Regions from separate parts of the Homo sapiens genome. Here region 1 is linked to region 2. The links are chromatin contacts, found by Hi-C or POLR2A ChIA-PET in ENCODE. All regions are on one chromosome and are shown on one strand. Each heading gives the region's core, a stretch centred on a gene start or an enhancer-like site at or near the end of the contact. The rest is flanking DNA. Distances are from core to core; before and after follow the strand shown. Region 1 has its middle 170 kb from the start of LINC03062. Region 2 holds the start of LINC03062 (long intergenic non-protein coding RNA 3062).

Region 1 (2,700 bases), core at 28-2,527, 170 kb after region 2:
ATTTGTTACTAGCTGGGCAGAAGTGTAGGCGGTCTGTGGACCCTGAGTTCATGGCTGGTGTCTGAATTGAGACGCACTTGTGAAGAAGTGAGCCTTAAGCCGAGAATTGGACCTAAAGTCTGCATGGCAGTGTCAGGGTGGCATGGCATCCTTTTGGCCTCAATGTGACCATGTCTCAGTCCTGACCTGGTGCTCCTCATTGAATCAGAACCCATGGGAAGCCCAAGTGAGGAGATGTACCCTCGTGCGGGGGCTTCCTCCGGGTCAAGCATCCTTGGTCATAAAGTATACCTTCAAATGCCCTTTGTCAGGTCACTTACAGGTCTTCCAAGGTTAAAATATTTGATAGTGACACTAAATACTAACGTTAAGAGAAAACACTGTCACTGATAGACATCTATCTATAAGATCTTGATGAGTCCAGCATTCTAGGATCAGGGACCATGTGGCATTTGGCACAGAGTTTAGTGTGGCCTTGTCTGTCCCCGGGGAATTTATTTTCTTCTCTGCAAGTTTCTTCTGAACTGTGTTTATATCTGTGTTAGAACACTAGTCACAAGTAAATGCACATCCTTCTTCTCTTATGGACTGCTTTTGTGGGCAGAGGAGGGCAGGTCTTTATGTTTATACCCCTTGCAACATTTAGTGAATTGGATTTAGGAAGGGGTGGTTTGGTGAAGACTCCACAAAGAAAGCAGTAGGGCCAGAGAAAAAAAAAAGCCAGTACCACCTGGTAGAAATGGCACTGTGCAGTTCACTACCTTAATGTGTGCACAGAGTGGTGGTTCAATCCAGTTACCCCTGGATGACCTCAGCATTTCCCCAGCCCCAAGAGCATCAGTAAACCTGAAGCAAGTGAGGCTCAGGCCCTGAAAATCTCCCTCCGTGGTCTTGAGCCCTGGGTGTTTTTTTTTCTGCAACCTTCACTGGTGGGTCACTTCCTGGCAGAATAGCCATGGGGAATTCTTTGTCTCTCATTGTTGTTCAAAGTCCTTTAAAAAACAGAGTGTTTTCGCCCAACCCTGGGGTTCTGGATTCTGCTTGCCTGTATTTCTGTACCTAGTCAGCATCAGGCAGAAACTGACCATTCAGGAAGAGAGACAATCAGATGTAAATGTGTTTTCTGCTACTGCCTCTAGGGGAACGTTCTTAAATATTCTCAGCCAGATGACCTTCCCTCCCCTGCTGTTTATTGTTTTTCACTATCAAATGTTCCCCCAGCTGTGGCAGCTGGAGTTCAAAGCTGTCCACTTGCAACAGAGTGTCCTTGGTGGGTTTTCTGCAGTTGATTAATGCCTGACAGCATGTGGGTTCCTCCAGGCAGTGGCCCTCTGTTGGATTCTTCAAGGCAAATAAGAATCTGCCGGAAAGAAGGCATAAATCCTCCCTTGCACTGTGCTGTCAGCCGTTGAGTCTCGCAGGTTTGCTTCTGTAGAACCAGGAGAGTCAGGTCATTTGAGTGTTTGTGTGCCCAGGGTTATGCCTCTGTGATCCACCAACTGCGTCTCCAGTGCGGCCTGCACCATACAAGACAAAGACCTGGAGATGAGCCGTCCGGCTCCAGCCCCTGCCACTTCATTAAAGACTGTCAACAGCCTTGATCTATCTGTCTGTGTTACCTGATCCCGCACGCTGATGCGCGGTAAAGGACTCCCGTGCTGGAGACCATAGTGTAGGCTGTCAGAATGGAATTTTGAAATTGTGGCCAGACACAGCTCACTAAAAACTGTAATTAGTGGGTAGACAGAAAAGCCTCATCACCCAGGGCCTGGTTTTTTTGGATTGGTTGGGCCATGCCCATCACGCAGGGAACATTGCAGAGGCATGACTGGGGGCTTAGATCACGGCAGCCCACTTACCCCATACCCCATACCCAGTACATGCCCCACTGAGACGGCGACCATTAGAATGTCTGGAGAAACACGGAGGATGGTCATTGGGAGCAGCTCAGCTCCAGGTCGAGCTCCCATTGGCTGCAGAGGTAGCTGCCTCAGGCAGGCCCTTGTGCAGTGCGGCCTCTCTCCGTGGGTGATGCGTCTTTGTGATGAGCCATTTCCACCACGCAGACCTTGAGCACAGTGAAACAATAAGCCAGCGATTACTCAGTACAGCGCTCAGAGGAATTCCAGTTTACTATCAGCAGTCATTAGCCCAATCGGTAATGATTCAGAGAAGGGGGATATTGAAGGCACTGGCTATTTTTCTTCCTTTTTTTAAATTCCGGATATTAATCTTAGAGAAGCACAAAAAAGCAATCTCAAGAGAGGTCTCAGGTGAAGCAGTCTTTACTGAATAGAATCACAGAGACTGTCTTGACATAGAATTGGGCTTTGGAGAGACATTAAGCAAGGGTGACGGACACTGCAGCTGCATAGTGTTGATTGCAGGAGATCGATTGGACAGCCGGCTCTGCTTGTCTGCCATTGTGGTAGACTGTATTTTCCAAAGATGATCATACCTATCTAAAGCCCATCCTCCACTGGGTGCGGGGTGCTGTGTTCCCTTTTTTTGGACCTAGGCAGGCCTTTGTCATTGTTTGAATCAATACAATATGGCAGAGGTGGTGGTGTGTGCCTTTTGTAACCAGATCATCAAAGTCATTAGTTTCTGCTTTGGTCTCTTGTCTCTCTCACTCTTAAGACACTTGCTCTTAAAACCCAGCTGCTATCTTCTGAGGAAGCCCAGGGCACAAGGAGAGGC
Region 2 (2,700 bases), core at 160-2,659:
CCTGAGCTCTTGCCAACCTGTTCGAGACCACACATTGACCCTGGAAGAGGAGGAGCAGGTAGGCTGGGATGTGCCCAGGGACTTTCTGAAGCCTCAATCATCCCAGTTATGACCTCCCCCTGCCCCTCCTTGCAGCATCCCTCTTCATTCCTCGTGGAGAAGTGTGGGCTCCATAGAATGAACTGGCAAGTGTGCACTGTGTGGATGGCTCTGAGCAGCTGCCACCACCTGGGGTAGCATGGGCAAGGCAGACGACACAGAGTCTCCAGCCAGACCCCTATTACCAGCTGCCTGGCCTGGGACTAGCTATGTCACGTCTCCCTGCCTCAGTTTCTTCATCTGCACAGCGAGGATAATAACAGTGCTTACCTCTTAGGATTACCATGAGGCTCAAAGAAGGAAATGCAGAGAAAGTGCTTAGGACAGTGCTGGCCTTGTAGGAAAGACTCACAAATATTCATTGTTTCGTTGATGAGAGCAAGAAGTGCGCTTGTTACATATTCACCCAATAGTGTGGGGTGGAGGAATGAGGTACAGGTGGATACCCTCTTGGAGGACCTGCTAGCGTCTTACTTCCTCTGTACATGGATGGCAACACAGAGGCAGAAGTCTCAAGTTAACTTCTTTTTCGTTTCAAAGCATCTCATGACATTTAATACCCCTGCACTCATACTCGCCCGGAAGTGTGAGCTTGGTTCATCACTAATGGATATTTTCAGCCCTGCTGAGGAATCTGGGCCTGCTCCTTGCCTCCCTCACCTTCCTCTGCAGCCCATGTGAATTAGCCTGCTTGCCTGCTCAGGGACTGGTCCCCGCAGTGTGGCTCCTGGGGCCCCAGCTTCACTCCTTCAAGGGCCAGGATGTTGAAGAAGGGGGAAAGGGACCCCTACACTAGCCTGCCTTGTGTGGCCCAAAGACCCTTGCCAAGATCAGGTGGGGGTCAAAGTGCAGGAAAAGAAGGATGTCGATTTCAGAAGAAACTGTTGTGGGAATGGCAGGATGGCTCCAGCGTCAGCGTGCCTTCCTGCAGCTACCCCGGGGCCGCACGCCAGCAGCTCTTGGCAGCAGTCACACGGCTCTCGCATCCAACCTCTGCCACAGGGGAGCAGGCCTCACTTCCCCCAGCTTTGCTTCTCTGCCCTGCAGGGCTCCTTTCCTGTCCCAGGGAGCTCTACTTTCCAAGCAGTTCCATGGCCAACAGCTGGAGTCTTATTTTAGGGACGAGCTGGCAGCCCAGCATTTGTACTGAATGTTCCGGGTCGGCCTGGCCCGCGCCTGGTGCACCAGTGGGAACCCCATAAGTCTGGGCTTGGGGGAGTGAATTACTTCTGAGGTTTGCTGACATTCTGTTTGGCTGCCTGAAATGCTTTCTCTTCATTCAAAGAGCAGCTGCTGGTCTCCGCCCCTCTGTCTTTCCTTTCTCCTCCCGGTGGCTTCCCTGTTCCTGTCCCTGGCTTTCCTGGCTTTTTGGATCCCCATCCTGGCTCTGGGGGGAAGGAGGATGGGTCTGGAGCACCTGTGAGACCCGAGCCTGGGCCCACCACAGCAGAGGATGCAGCCTCCCAACCCCAAGAGTCCCAGATTGGAGTCCCTGAGAGAAGCTGGGGTAGGTGAAGTGGGCTCTCAGTCTGGGTGTTATCTTGGGAGGAGCGTGGGTCTCTGGGACACACTGGTAAGATGTGCTCCACTTGACCCTCATCATAACCAAGGGTCTGTTGGTGGGCTTTTGCCTTTGGTGGCCCCAGGGCCCCTGCCTTCTGGCTACTGCCATCCGTGGGGGATGAGTGACGTCAAACTTCCCCTTCTCCGGGCTGTTGGCTAGAGTGGGGGCAGTGGGAAAAACACATCTATCAGGCAGTCCCACCCCTGCACAAAGGAGCAGAGACTGTGCCTCAGCCCCACATCCCTGCCTGGTGGGTACCACATCACAGACAGACACGTTCTTAGCTGGCTGTGTGCAGTCACTGCCACCTTGGGCTCCTGGGAGGCACCAAAGGCCCATTGTGGGCCCCTGAAATGACGCACCCACCACAGTCAGCTGCCATCATGCAAGGCACCGAATCTGCTGTCCTGGTGGGATGGGATCTCACTTCTGCCTTTCCTGTTCAGCCTCCCCGGGCTCCATGCGCTCTGTGGAGGCCATGGCAGGATATGTTGTGGGCAGCTGGATTTCCGGCCCTCTCTGGTAGAGTCAGAGGGGTTGCCTTTGACCAGCAGGAAAGGGATTCGAAGGCGGACGCGAGTGGGCCCTGCCCAACTCAGACTGAGGAGGAAGTTTCTGCAGCGCCGGAAGGAGAAGCAATGAATAGCCACTGTCTAGACCCTCCCCTATGACTCCATCCCCAAGGTGCTCCAGACAGGCCTGAGATTCCCCTCTTCCTTCCTAGCCACACCACCCCTGGTGTGAGCCAGGCAGGCAGCCCAGCCCTCTCCAGCCCCGGCTCCTGGTGGCAGGAGGTGCCTTCCTGGCTGTAGCAGGAAGAGTCTCCAGGTTATATGGCCGTGTCCCTGTGCCAGGACTCGGGGTAGGGGTACACTCTGTTCTGACCCCCCCAGGAAGTGAGTTCCAAAGGAGTCGGGCCTTTGGAGGAGAACTTGGTGGCTGTGCTTTTGACCTGGCATTGCAGGAGCATAAGCCCTGGTCAACTTGAGCGAAAAAGCCGGACCCACTGTCACCATCTCACAGGCTGTGTCGCATGC

The links. Hi-C counts contacts between places; a loop is a spot of excess contacts on that map. ChIA-PET counts read pairs that join two places held with the same protein, here RNA polymerase II (POLR2A). Pooled maps may share reads with other maps.
Region 1: a loop to region 2 is called in a pooled map, with 1.8 times the contacts of the local background. The contact joins the enhancer-like site here to the promoter of LINC03062 in region 2. A Hi-C loop is called at or near these places in 1 of 168 maps with a recorded cell type or tissue (ovary) and 1 of 50 pooled maps. POLR2A ChIA-PET finds 5 or more read pairs at or near these places in 2 of 52 experiments (activated CD4-positive, alpha-beta T cell and activated T-cell).

What each region holds. Positions count from the first base shown.
Region 1 is chr9:89,807,044-89,809,743 of GRCh38, forward strand. No RefSeq gene overlaps it. Among named protein-coding and RNA genes, the nearest start is that of LINC03062, 170 kb to the left of the region's middle. Within about 2 kb of position 1,278, at least 4 of the 41 ENCODE cell types and tissues checked have a DNase peak (open chromatin) inside an H3K27ac peak, as active enhancers do.
Region 2 is chr9:89,638,374-89,641,073 of GRCh38, forward strand. LINC03062 (long intergenic non-protein coding RNA 3062) reads left to right here and starts at 1,410. Exons shown (of 6, transcript NR_024280.1): 1 at 1,410-1,606. RefSeq lists an enhancer at 1,153-1,722.